Linked DNA regions of Homo sapiens: all the other regions are linked to region 1. Evidence: chromatin contacts called from ENCODE Hi-C or POLR2A ChIA-PET data. All regions are on one chromosome and are shown on one strand. Each heading gives the region's core, a stretch centred on a gene start or an enhancer-like site at or near the end of the contact. The rest is flanking DNA. Distances are from core to core; before and after follow the strand shown. Region 1 holds the start of BDNF (brain derived neurotrophic factor). Region 2 overlaps KIF18A (kinesin family member 18A). Region 3 overlaps KIF18A (kinesin family member 18A).

The links. A loop is a pair of places that touch in the nucleus more often than their neighbours do. ChIA-PET counts read pairs that join two places held with the same protein, here RNA polymerase II (POLR2A). Pooled maps may share reads with other maps.
Region 2: a map of PC-3 shows a loop between it and region 1 (3-fold over the local background). The contact joins the enhancer-like site here to the promoter of BDNF in region 1. A Hi-C loop is called at or near these places in 1 of 168 maps with a recorded cell type or tissue (PC-3) and 1 of 50 pooled maps. POLR2A ChIA-PET finds 5 or more read pairs at or near these places in 4 of 52 experiments (A549, BJ, Caco-2 and 1 more).
Region 3: a map of chondrocyte shows a loop between it and region 1 (2.5-fold over the local background). The contact joins the enhancer-like site here to the promoter of BDNF in region 1. A Hi-C loop is called at or near these places in 1 of 168 maps with a recorded cell type or tissue (chondrocyte). POLR2A ChIA-PET finds 5 or more read pairs at or near these places in 5 of 52 experiments (A673, AG04450, BJ and 2 more).

What each region holds. Positions count from the first base shown.
Region 1 is chr11:27,697,601-27,702,268 of GRCh38, forward strand. BDNF (brain derived neurotrophic factor) reads right to left here and starts at 2,855. Exons shown (of 2, transcript NM_001709.5): 1 at 2,564-2,855. It overlaps BDNF-AS (BDNF antisense RNA), which reads left to right. Exons shown (of 7, transcript NR_033315.1): 7 at 1-571.
Region 2 is chr11:28,048,016-28,052,195 of GRCh38, forward strand. The region is part of intron 13 of KIF18A (kinesin family member 18A); the gene reads right to left. Among named protein-coding and RNA genes, the nearest start is that of MIR610, 6.7 kb to the right of the region's middle. Within about 2 kb of position 1,521, at least 2 of the 41 ENCODE cell types and tissues checked have a DNase peak (open chromatin) inside an H3K27ac peak, as active enhancers do; they include PC-3, where a contact is called at or near this core.
Region 3 is chr11:28,088,659-28,093,286 of GRCh38, forward strand. KIF18A (kinesin family member 18A) reads right to left here. Exons shown (of 17, transcript NM_031217.4): 4 at 2,751-2,855; 5 at 1,959-2,069; 6 at 1-63. Among named protein-coding and RNA genes, the nearest start is that of KIF18A, 17 kb to the right of the region's middle. Within about 2 kb of position 1,558, at least 3 of the 41 ENCODE cell types and tissues checked have a DNase peak (open chromatin) inside an H3K27ac peak, as active enhancers do; they include PC-3, where a contact is called at or near this core.

The sequences.
Region 1 (4,668 bases), core at 1,605-4,104:
ACTGCATTTTAGGCAAATGATGACTTTCTTGGTTCCATTGGTTTGCAAGTAAAAGTTACACACATTGAAAAGACACTGAAACAGATTTCCTAAATGCTTCATTTTCTGGATGCACCAATGTTGACCTACTATACATGTTAAATGGTTTTAAAATATCACCTTAAAATAAAGGAAACTTCCAGCTACTAACTCAGCTCTGAATGGGCTATGAAAGGCTCCAAAGGTATGTGAAAAATTACTGTTATTTTGCTTTAAAAAATGTGATGTCTAAGAGTGTCTGCAATGTTCTAATGCTTCAAAACATGTACGTAAGCCTTGTTTATCTGGAAATCATTTCTTTCTGCTTATATCATTTATAAATAGAAAATGTTCTGTAATAACTTAAAATAGTTCCACATACATAATGCTTTTAGTGTCATAATACTTACTACTGGTCTATATTTACCAACATTTATCACATTTTACAAAATGAAGTAGAAGAAAAAAAAGACAACGACTTTATGGCCCTGGAATTCCAGTAATGGTGACCAACATGTTTTAAATTCCAGTAAAGGTTATGGTTACATTTCAACAAGTGTCTCTTTCCTTTTTTTTACCTCTCCTGCTAACCCAGAGGTAAATTTCCCAAAAAAAAAAAAAAAAAAAAAAAAAAAAAAGTCTTAAGCAAGGCATTTGCAAAATCAGAAAACAGGAACAGGAGTTTAGTGATTGTTTTTAAAAGGTGCTGTTCCCAGGGTCAAAACTTTGTGGTGTAATTTCAACATGCTATGTTACCTATTATGTGTAATGCCTTGAAACGCTACATGCCATAACATCAGAAATCTCCAACCTAAAAATTATGTTGCATGAGATAAGCATTGAAGGCACACACGTTCATACAAATTAAATCTGTAATTATGCCTCAATAAGTTAAAATGTAAAGACATATCAAATTGTAAGACCAAAATGGCTTTTGACCTTACAACAAACTCATATAAAAATAGATTTTTCCATAATAATAAAGGGGAGAGAGAGATTTTGCAGGATATTGAGTCAGTAGGGAGGGGTCTCATTTAATATCATGTCGCCTTTTATATGCAGTTAGAAAATCAACGTTCCCAATTACATATTACTTTGCTTTAAAAGATTACTAGGAGGATTAATAAACACTCAGAAATATGCCTTTCTTTGCTTCTGGCCAAGAACATTCCTGCGTGCTTGTCGGAAAATGTTCTTTGGTTGCTACTGACATTAAGGAGTAAGTGCAGGATAACTAGAGGACCCTAAAATAAGATCCAAGAAGCCCTAACACACCGCCAATCGAGGCTTATCAAAGCTCCCCCAGCGCGAGGAAAACTTGCATAGAAGCCAAACAAGAACGAGGAGTCAAAATCCACCGACGACGAGTCGCACGCCCCACCGAGCTGGAGTCAGCAGCACCATTCAACAAGTCCCTCCTACCAGCTCTCTAAGGGATCCCGCAAAACCTTCCTTTACCACTTCCCCACCCCCAGCCTCCCGCCCCCAGTAGCTGCTCTTGGCAGCATGGCCGGCAGAGGGCACCCTCTACCTTCCCTAGCTTCGTTCTCTGGGTCCCCTCCTCCTCCTCGCCTCCCCTCCACCCCGGTCCCTCATCCCCGCTCTACCCCCAACACACAAACACTGCATCCTCCAGTTCACCCTCGCAGCCCCGAGGCTTCTTCCTTAGGGATGCCCCTAGTCTGTAATCTCCCCTTCTTCTTGCCCGTCAGGCACAGAGCCCCCAATCCTCAGCTATTTCTTTCCAGGAGTAACTCACTCACCCATTCCTCTTCCCGGCTCTGCATCCCCAGAGACTAACCCGAGTCAAGAATCCCCCACGTACATCCCAACCACTCCCCGAAAGTCAAAACTCTTAACTTCCCTGGAGGGCGCTTCAGAAGAGGGGCGCAGGATGGGTAGAGATGTGGGTTCGGCCTGCCCGAGAGTGTCGCAGACCCTTTCAGTTCCCAGCGGTAGGAATTCCGCCTCCCAAGTTTTCCAAGCTACATTGGCTTCGGACTTGTAAGTCCACTTCAGTCTCAATTCCTGGGGAGCAGGTAGCCGTGTGCAGCTCCGGGGAAGGGATGCGGGCTGAAGGCGCAAGCTTCCCTCCCACTCCCCCCGCAAGTCGGCGCGGGGACCACCCACCCCCTGGAAGGATTCCTAGCCTAGCCCCAGCACCCTCCCCTCAGTCAGGACCCTCGACAGCTCTGGCCCCCTAAGTCTCTCTCGACTACTCCTGGGCTGGGGGAGGGCTGCGAGGGATCCCCGGGTCGCCGTCTTTGCTCCCATCACGCAGCTCTGGGTCTCCTCCAGGCCTTCCCTCCTCTACTTCGTGACTTCCCCGGGTCCCTTTTTCCCTGGTGGTGCCGGCTGACCTTCTGGGTTGTGGGATGGGGGAGAAAACTCCCCAAGAGTAACTCCAAATCGTCCCTTCTACCGGAGGGGAGGAAAGAAGGAGACTGGCCTCGTCCCACAACTTTGGGGTGGGGGATCCCCCAGTCAACTCTCTCCCGCGGACGGGCAGCTCCTGCACCAAGCCCCATTCCCAGCGCTTGCCTACCTCGGGGTCCACACAAACCTCACGGGTCCCCGGCGGCGGAGTCACATCGTGGTTCCGATTCTGGCTCCAGCGCCCAGCCCCGGTCCCCGTCGCGGTGCTGCTCCCCGCCGGCCCCACAGCAGCGGTGGGTGTCTCATTAAAGCCCCCCGAGCAGGAGGTGGAGGGGCGCACCGGGCTGGCTCCTCTGTCCGGCCCGGGAGCCCGAGGCGCTACGGGGTGCGCGGGACAGCGAGCGGGCGGGTGCGCCCGGGCGCGGCGGCGGCAGCGTCGGGGACCCGGAGCTCCAGGCTGCGCCTTGCGCCCGGGTCAGACATTATTTAGCTCTTCGGTTGAGCTTCGATTGGTCAAACGGCGCCGCCCCCCCCCCCCCGCCCCCCGCCCCCCGCTCCCCGCTCGCCCGCGCTACCGATACCCGTTCGAGGCGGCCGCTTAAAGGGAACGCCGCGTCTTTTCCTCGCGCGGGGAACCGAGGGGCGCCCGGAACTCCCCGCTCCCCCGGGGCCTGTCCTCACCTCCTCCCCTAGGGCCCCGCGACATCGCCCTGCGAGTCCTGCGCCCTCCTGGGGCGCCTTGGACAGGACGCCCGCGGCTTCGAGGGGTGTTCCAGCCCCAGCCTCAGCCCCGGGGAACCCCGCGTCCCGCGCCCTCTGCAGAAACCCCGGCTGTGGGCGCTGGGGCGGGAGGGAGCGAGTGAGAATCGCACGCCCCGAGGTCTCGCTCCCCTAGCTTTCAACTCTCCCCTTCCTCCCCATCCCAGCACCCAAGTTCTCTGGGAGAGGGCGTGCGTTTCCCGGGCCACAGACACACCTTCCCGCACCTTCCTGCACTACGGAGCTTGCGAACGCGAGCACACAATGAAATCGCACAGAGCATGGGGGCTATTGGTTTACTCTGCTGCCTTAAACACGCCGGCTTAAACAGAGTTCGCGCACTGACCTCTCTAGAGTTTGCCTAATAGGAATTCAATCAAGATAATAACAGCATTTTTTATTGATGAACGCCCCCAGATAACGTTACACCAAGTTACTTGTTCCAGCCAGGAAGCCCAGGCAATGACAGACCTCGCTAAAGCCACACGCTTTCTAGCCGACCAAACAGAAAAACGGAAAGAGAAAGAAAGAAAACAAACCCACCTTTTCAGTCACTACTTGTCAAAGTAACCATCAAGGCAGCTGCTCCGGGAAAGACTTCGGCCCCAAAACTCCCACACTCTATTATTTTTTCACGTTCCCTTCGCTTAATTAAAGGGGGGAGGGGGCGCGAGTCTTTGGTGCCCGGTATGTACTCCTTCTGTTCTGCAGCAAAGAAGTTAAATTATTGATAGTGGAAATTGCATGGCGGAGGTAATACTCGCACCCCATCAGCGAGAAGCTCCATTTGATCTCGGCAGAGGCAGGGAGATTTCATGCTAGTTCGCCGGGGGGAGCGGCAGCGAGAGCAGCCCTCTCCGCGGTGAATGGGAAAGTGGGTGGGAGTCCACGAGAGGGCTCCACGGTGCCTTGACGTGCGCTGTCATATGATACCTCCGCTGCCTCGAAATAGACACTCTAGTGCACGAATTACCAGAATCAAAATTCAGCGCATTTAAAATGATACATCTTTTATTAGAAGAGTTCCGTTCCAGGGCATTGCATGCTTTTGCAGATGTTTTCACTTCCAGCCCCAGCAAACACACGTATAAGCTAACCCTTTTAATAACGAACCAGGGCAGCCAAGATAAATAAAAAGTCTTCTGCTTTAACCAGAGTGGGGGTAGGTGATTCGAGGGTGGGGGCAGAACTGGCTCAGTTAATCCTCCCCCGCCCTCCACCCCCACCACTGCCCGCAGCAAAAGAGCAAATAGCCTTTCGGGTTCTCATTTGCCTGTAGCCAAGACCCTTGAAGAGAACTTATATGGCTAGGGTCCAGAGGACATTTTCAATTATCCATTTGATGAACTCTGTCAACCGTCTACCTGTGTTTCTGCTTTAAAGCTGAATTTTCTTCTCATTAGTTCAACCAATTTGTGCAGACCTTAAAATTTAGAATAAAGAATAAGACAGCAGTACCGTACTTAACTTGGAGTCCCTGGACCTCCTCGGAGCATAAAAATCACCTGGGTGAGT
Region 2 (4,180 bases), core at 271-2,770, 350 kb after region 1:
GTCTCTGAGAGAAATAATTCTTACAAAACAAAATGGATAAGAGCAAAATAAGGCAAAGGAAGAGGCAGTTAATTCAGAACAAACTATAACTAGACAAAAAGCACATGAAAAAATGTTCACCTTCACCTTCATTACCCACTTACAATGGTAGACTACACTTATAATAGTTCTGGGGGTGGGGAATCTGACAATGCATATCTAATGCCTTTAAAGTATACATACTGTTTGATTAAGCTATTCTTCTTCTAAGGGCTTAGCCTAAGGAAATAATTAGGCAAGTTGCAAAATAAATACACATGCACAGACATTTAATGGGGTGTCGCTTGTAATAATAAAGTGAAAACAAACTAAATGTTAATTAGCAGGAGATTAGGCAAATATAATATGCAGCTATTAAAAATGACTTAAATTCATATTCGTTGATAGCAAAATGTGTCTACAGCAAGTAGTTCAGTGAAAAAGAGGCTGGTTATCAACTATATATATATAATAGATTCCACTGTTCTTGTTTTAAAAAAGCAAACCACAAATGTATGCTTAGAAAAAAAGTTCAGTAGGCTATTAAAACTAAATACTAATATAAGTTAATAAAGTATATCTTGTTTCTTTTGGCTTCACTTTTTTCCAAATTAAAATAAACAAATATTTATTGCTAAGACAGTAACAAGGTTAAAACACTAGTGAAAGGAATAAAAAACTTAAAAGCCATGGGAATACAGATGAATATATGCAGGCAAAGGAAAGATGATCCATTAAAAGGAAGATTTAATAAAGAAGGAAGTATCTGAATTGGACTCTCATTGTGGAGAAAGATTTAGGCCAAGAAGTGGGATGGATGTAGAGAAAACAAGCATTTGAAATTGATGGAAAAGCTTGGAAATTGCAGAGGCCAGAAACAGAAATCATGATAACAGAAGGTTGGGATACAAGGTGCTGGACAAAAGTATGCCTATAGCTTGACACTGGACTTGGAAAGCCTTTGAAGACTCTTCTGAGAGGTCTACACTTTATTAGGAAGATCACTTTGTTGGCAGTGTGAAGTGTAGACTGCAGTGGAAAGAGACAAGAGAAATTAAAACTAGTTTAGATGTCACTATATTATTCATTTCTTATGCCAAATTTTCTAAAAATATTTTAAAATAAATTAAGAAACATCTTTTTCTCTCTTTGTTTTAAATAAATCTCTAAAACATAATTGCTAAATGGCAATTCATGTGGTTTCTTAAGTAGAGGGGGCTTTATATTTATTTTTCAGCTTTTGGAAATATTTCACAGATGGTTCCTTTACATAAAATAAAGAGACTAGATAATTTATCACTAATGGGTTTAAAATCCCTCTCTTAAAAATGGGCAGGGCTTTTGGGGTCATCTTTTGATGTGCCATATCATGTGTTCTGAATGATTTTACCCAGAGGAAGTAATTTATCAAAAGTTTAAGACTGTAAACGTTAAGAGATTTATAGAGCTGTATGTTATTGTAAAGGAAGAATGCGGTATTTAGCAAACATGAGTCATAGGCTGCAAAGTAGGGTTCATGACAGGGAGACATTGATGAATGGGATTAGATCTAATTGAGGTTTGGTACAAAACGATGGCAAGGATTCTTCCTTTGCAAGCAAGCACTCCTGTTAATATGTACGTGAGGAGAAATTCTGGGAAACTGTGCTAAATCAAAATTAGTTGGCAAAGTTCTAAAGTGAAATCAAATATTAATGTATACATTTCAATAAAAACTTCTAGGCTACAAATGATTGATACAATTAGTGTACTCATCATAAATCTGGATTCTTTTTAACAGCCTTATGACTCATGGAATTCATAGTTGCAAATGATACAGGTAAATGAATTTTAACTATTTATAAGATACGTAAACTTATCTTATAAGATAAAGTACCATTAAATTAACCAAATATAAGATAAGGTACCACTAAATTAACCAAACTAATAAACATTTTATAATACACTTATGAGACACTCTCATGGTTAGGGATGTATAATAGTTCCCTAATACATAGGGAACTATTGTCCTAATACATAGGGAACTATTATAGTCCTTTAAATTAATCCAGCACTTTGAATAATAAATCAACCCATAACCTTTTGATATTTTTTCTGTGGGAAATAGCAGATATCATGTTTCTCTCTCAGTTTCATTTTCTCAGTATTTACACTTACCAAAGATGGAAAAGAAGGGACAATACAAAGAACCTTTTAATTCACAGTAATATTTGCAGCTATAGATGAATAACTAAATACTGTCTTATGTACATGGGGATGATAAGTCAAACAAAATGTATTTAGGGATACAAGCATGATTTCCATTGTTTCATGATTAAATTTTGTTGCCAAATGGAAAAAATATGGAAGATTTGGTTTATTAACATTTTCCTGCTTTATATTTGTTATATGAGAAATTAGTATAGAGATTTCCTATCTTTCAAATGAAATTTCCTTGTATTCAAGTAATTTTAGGGGAAACTTAAACTTATGTGTGAACTCTATATTCAATCAGAATATTGGTACTATGTTAAGAGACTGGTTCTCCTAGTATCTTTTATTGTACTTTAAGATAAAATCACTGACATTGGGTGCAAAATTTTAAAAAAGGAAAGGTTACAGACAGAAGTATTACCAAATGTGAGTTTCCAGATGGATAATGAGGAAATCTTGACTTTTCATTTAATGTCAGAAATTTTATCAGTTCCATAAATAAATTTTGCTGTCAGCACCCCCGTCTTGCACTACACTTAGTGAGTGTGCTATCTATTTTCCAGACCCCAAAATAGGTACATATTTTACTCTTAGTCAATACACTTGTAGTTTGAAGGTAAAGATTTCACGTCAAATAAATATCTATTCAAAAATCAAGTCTATTTATTAGAAAATAATTAAAATTCATAAAATTTACAAAATTAGTTTCTTCCAAAATAAGAATTTAGGCTTATTAATTTAAGAAAAGTAAAAAGTAGTCTATGTCACAAAAATACAAAATATTGTATCTAGGGATCTATTCAGTCAAATTTATAAAACACTTACGAAGAAAACTCTGAAACTTTGCTGAGGAACATACAAAAAGATATGCATACAGGGAGACAAACTATTCTAGAGTACGAAGATTTGATATTGGAAATATGTGAAGTCAATTTATGAATTAAAAAAATTTCATTTCCTTGAAACTGGAAATTATTCTGATATTCATTTCCTAGACAAAGCAAAGAATATTTTTCAGACAAAGAATAATGAAGAAGGGCTAGCATACTATATAAAAAAAACTATAAAGTATCACATATTAAAATAATAGCTACTGGCCCTAAGACAGACAAACAGGTGAAACAATAGAGTAGAAATTGAGTAAACAGAATTATATATGACTACTTACTGTACAAAAAACACAGTGGCTGTTAAGGATGCATTGCCAATATATCTATATAAGAATGCTAGTCTCCTTGGAAAAAATAAATTTAGATTCTTGCCTATCATTTAACACCAACATAAATTAGGAGAAAGTGGAAACAAAAATTTAAAAGCTTATGAATGGAAAGGCCTTTTGAGGAAAGATCCCGAAGGCAGTAAGAGAGAGAAAAAAGCTATTTTACTACATAAATGTTTTAACTTTCAGCATTAAAAAGGAAACCTCAAACAAAAGCAAGAATAAGTGGCAAATCTTGAAGGGTATAGTTATACTATGTATATTACAGGAAAAAGTTAATATCCCTTAGTGATTTCATCCTGTCCTATGGCTTTAAATATCATCTAAATGTTAACAACTCTCGAATTTATGTTTTAGCTTAGACTTCTCTCCTGAACTTCAGATTCTTAACTGCCTACATGATGTCTCCACTTGGATGTATCTTAGACAAATTTAACATGCCTAGAACTGAACTCCTAATTTTCTACAACCTCCACCCTGTATACCTGCTCCATCTGAAGTCTTCCTTATCTCTCTGAAGGTGACTCAATTCTTTTAGATGCTAAGTTCCAAAATTTTAGATTCAGTCTTAAGCATTTCTTTCTCTCCTATTCCAAATCTAATTTTCTTGGAAATCTTGCTGGCTCTACCTTCAAAACATTTTAGAATCTGACCACTTCTCACCAGCTCCAATGCTATTATCCTGGTCTGAATAACCTCCATCTTTTGCCTGGGTTATTCTAGTGCCTCCTCATGTTTCAGCCCTTGCCA
Region 3 (4,628 bases), core at 308-2,807, 390 kb after region 1:
CATCTTGGCAATACGGACATTTTGATTGATACTTGCTGTTTTGTCTTGTTGTCGCAAGTAAATCTTTTTGAAATTACAAAATAGAAAAAAATGAGGATAAGATTTAACAAAATTAAAAGGGAAATATATACTTTAATAGAGCACAAAATCAAAATTATTTTCATTTTAAAAAACAACTGAACAAGGTATAATCTAATTGATATTTAAGAGCACTATAAGTAATCACTATAGCTGAGAAAAATATAAAAATGAAAAGACTTTCTATATGTGTACCAGAGGAAAAATAACTCTTGACTTGATAGAAGATCAAAACTTCCATTTCTATTCTGGTACCCCTTGAACCAGGACATGGAATTATCAGAGGTGATGGTTAGAAACACAGGTCCTATAGAAATAACGTTCCTAAGAAAAAACCAAAGCTACTCGTTAGAATGCCTTGTATGTATCTAGAGATTGCCCCTCAAGGGAAGCTGAATTCGAATCTTGATCCAAACTGAAGAGTAAATTTATTCTAATCCCCCAAACCTGTATATGTCCTCATAATTAAAATATCATATATAAAAAAGATAGTACAGTCTTGCATCACTTAACAACACAGCTACTTTCTGAGAAATGCACTGTTAGGTGATTTCCTCATTGTGAAAATATCATAAATCAAACATGAGAGAAAATGATAAAATCCACAGACTTGGTAAACAGAATGTAGCAGACTGCTTTTGGGGTAATAAGTAGGAGCATACTCTAAAATAACAATAAAAAGTAAATACATAAACCAGTAACACAGTCATTTATTACCAAGTCTCATGTACTGTACATAATTGTATGTACTATATTTTCATATGACTGGCAGTGCAGGTTCGTTTACACCAACAACACCACAAACATTTGAGTAATGTGTTACGCCACGACATTATGATGAGTATGACATCACTAGATGAATAGGAACTTTTCAGCTCTGTTGTAATCTTATGGGACCACTGTTGTATATGTGGACTGTTGTTGACTGAAATGTCGTTATGCGGCACATGACTATACAGTAAAGTCTACTTGTCATTTTCAACTGCCTAGTAAAGCATAATTTATTCAAATATTTTAAGCTACTCTGTAAGGATTATCTGAACTACATTAGGTGGCAAACAAAAGATGAGGAAAGTAAGATATTACTTAATTATAAACCCATTTATTAAATTGTTTTATAAAGCAGGATCTAAGATATTTCAGAGACATCTCAGTTTCACAGAGAAACATTTCTCTCAAGACTATTAATAACCGAAGAGTTAGTGGTAAGAACAAAAAAGATTAATGAAATTTTTGTTGACCAGGGACTATATGAATGGTTTGATTGCCTTCAATATCAATTCTTTCAACTATAACAATTTCTTTCTTATAAGATGTATCTCAGATGGCATAATACTAAAAGAAGCTTTATATTATCATTTGGGTATTAAAAGGACTAGAAACTATAAGAAATAATAGCTATTAACCTATGCTTTAGCTCTTTCTGGAATTGTATTCCTAAGACTTACTGTGCCAACTGAATCATACTTCCTTAAGGAATGCGACTATTTACATGGTCCTTATGGTGAAATCTTTTAAAGATGAATCAGTATGTTCCCAAATTATTAGTTCTACAAGTCTAGATTTATAGAGATAAGTTTTACTGTGAATATAAGATTATTTATTGGAAAGATTAAATATTTTCAGCAAAAACAAAACTTTTATTACTACAACTTTATCCTCCTGTATGTTTACAAAGGTAGAAATTTTGTATTTTTGTTTTAAGCATCTCAATTATAAATACTCTTGGTGACAGAAACTTTTCAAAGCTATAAAGGAAAGTACTGACAAGTGAAGTCTACAGACAGATTTTTTTCACATGTATGAAAATGATGATTCATGAATTTAGCTTCATTTATTTTAAATCCAATTTTAAGAGTGATAGTCTAGTGGCCTCTTACTTGGAAAACAGCATGAGAACGAGAAGATGTGGCATTCATATCAGTGGGATGTTGTGTCCTGTTTTTGTTTCCATTATCCAATAAATGTAAAATTTCTTCTGAGGATTTGGGCTGGAGAAGTTTAAGTAGAAGCAAAATTTAAAAATCAGCAATATATCTTTAAATTTTTCAATAAATGTTCAAAAAACAAAAAGATTTAAAGGTAAAAGAAAATGTTTTCTATAAATTCAATCCTATTAAATACTAACTTTGTCTCATCTGCTTAGTATTGTGTGTGTTTATATGAAGAATAAAAGATAAAATCTAGTTTCTCAGGAGTGGAGTCTATTGAGTAGAATAATATGACATTAAATGTTCAAGCAGATTTTTGAAAGAAAAGCTCACTCATTGGGAGGCTGAGGCAGGCAGATCTTGAGCCCCAGAGTTTGAGACCAGCCTGAATAACATGGTGAACTCCCGCTTTCTACCAAAAATACAAAAATTAGCCAGTCTCATAGCCCGGTCACAAAATAAATAAATAAATAAATAAATAAATACATACATACATACATACATACATACATACATACGTAGATTAAAATTTAAAAATAAAATTTAAAAAATGTTTTTAAAAAGTTCACTCTATTTTAAAAGAAAACAAAATAAGACTAAAAATATACCCTAATCATTTAAATTCTGTACCTCATTAGTTTTTTTTCTCAAACAGGATGGAAAGTAAGTGCATGGCTGGTGAAAATAGCTTAATAGTCACATTTGCTATTCTAACAGGGAAAAAGATGTTTATATACATACCTGGTGTAAAGTAAGTCCATGAACGACCACCCCTTTTTGGGTATCTTCCCGGACAGCAAGTGGCCCTGAATTTACTAAGAGATCACGAATCTGTTCATTATATACCTTAAAATAAAAAGAACTGCTTTAGCATTGATGTAAAAAAAAAAAATGGTGATTACATCACACATACACTGCTAATTTAAAGTTATTAGAATTTTATCCTAAAGACAAGCAGCACCTCACTTTTATTCACCTCATACCTTCGATCTCATGTTGCCATTAATTTTCTATCATTCCAGAAAATTGAAGAGTTTGATTACCTAGGTTTGAAATTGAAACTTAAAGTTGGAGTCATCCCCTCACTCATAATTCCTGCCTTGATGACTATGGTGAAACAGAGATAAGTAAGATAGCTGAAGTGCATTTTCTTCTTTTCTTTTTTTTTGAGACGGAGTCTCGCTGTCTCCCAGGCTGGAGTACAGTGGCGCAATCTCGGCTCACTGCAAGCTCCGCCTCCCGGGTTCTCACCATTCTGCTGCCTCAGCCTCCCCAGTAGCTGGGACTACTGGCGCCTGCCACCACGCCTGGCTAATTTTTTGTATTTTTAGTGGAGACAGGGTTTCACCATGTTAGCCAGGATGGTCTTGATCTTCTGACCTCGTGATCCGCCCACCTCGGCCTCCCAAAGTGCTGGGATTACAGGCGTGAGCCACCGCGCCCGGCCCATTTTCTTATTTTCAGGAAATGTATGGAACACACGGTACTGGGAAACTCTGGGAAATGCAGGTTGTATGGAGATGGCATGGTTCTTACTGTGGAAGATATCTATTATTTCACAATGTCCAAGTAGTCCAAACTTTTGAAATTTTAGAGCTTAAATGTTACAGAAAACCCATACCAAGGACAGGTGGTATTTGTTTCGGTTATCCTTCAATTACATTAATTTTGACATATAATTACTAATAATAAATTTCAAAAGGAGACCCATTTGAATGATGAGGGAACTAAGACTCTGAGAGGTTAAATGATTTGTCCATGGTCATAAAGGTATTAGCAGAGTAGGAACTGGAGCCTAGACAGCTTCACTCTACTGCATCATACTGAATACATATCTGTAGTTTATATCTCTGGCCATTTTTTAAAAAGTAATTTTTATAAGTAACACACATTTCTATGTAGTACTAGTGACCCGATTTTATGAATTTATTAAAGGTATAAAGTTTATTACTTGCTAACCAAATGACAATTACAACTATTACTGACAAGATTTAAGAAAAAAAATAACAAAATTTAGTCTCTAAAAAATTATTTTGTGTTATTTCCTTCTGTGTTCTAATAAGTAGCTCATAGTGATAATTCATTGCTGGTACAATTCTCTACAATGAATGATAGGCATTAGAATGTAATAAACCCTTAAAAGTAGTAAAATGATAATATGAAGAAATATTTTTAAATCATATCTTTTTGATGAGCAGCAGTCACTTTACTATTGCTTCCCCTTACCCACTTCAATCATAACAAATCAAAAATTAGAATAATTGTTCTCAAGCTGGTCTATGTATGACACTCACCAAGGAGCATTTAAAAAACACAGATGCCTCAGCCACACCCCAGACCTACTAAATTAAAATATCCCAAGTGTGAGGCCTAGGCCTATTTTTAAAAAGTTCTATAGGCAATTCTGGTGCACAGCTTGAGTAGAAAACCATATTATACACTGCCTTATCATTAATAATATGAAAGTAGATTAAAAGAAAAAATAAAAATTGTGAAAATAACCAAACTTCAAAATTCTCCCAGTTATAAAAAGGATCTAAGGAAAAAATAATGAATGCTGGCACCCTCTTTTCCCAATTGAGTTCAGAACAATTCTTTTCATAGTTAACCAACCAAAGA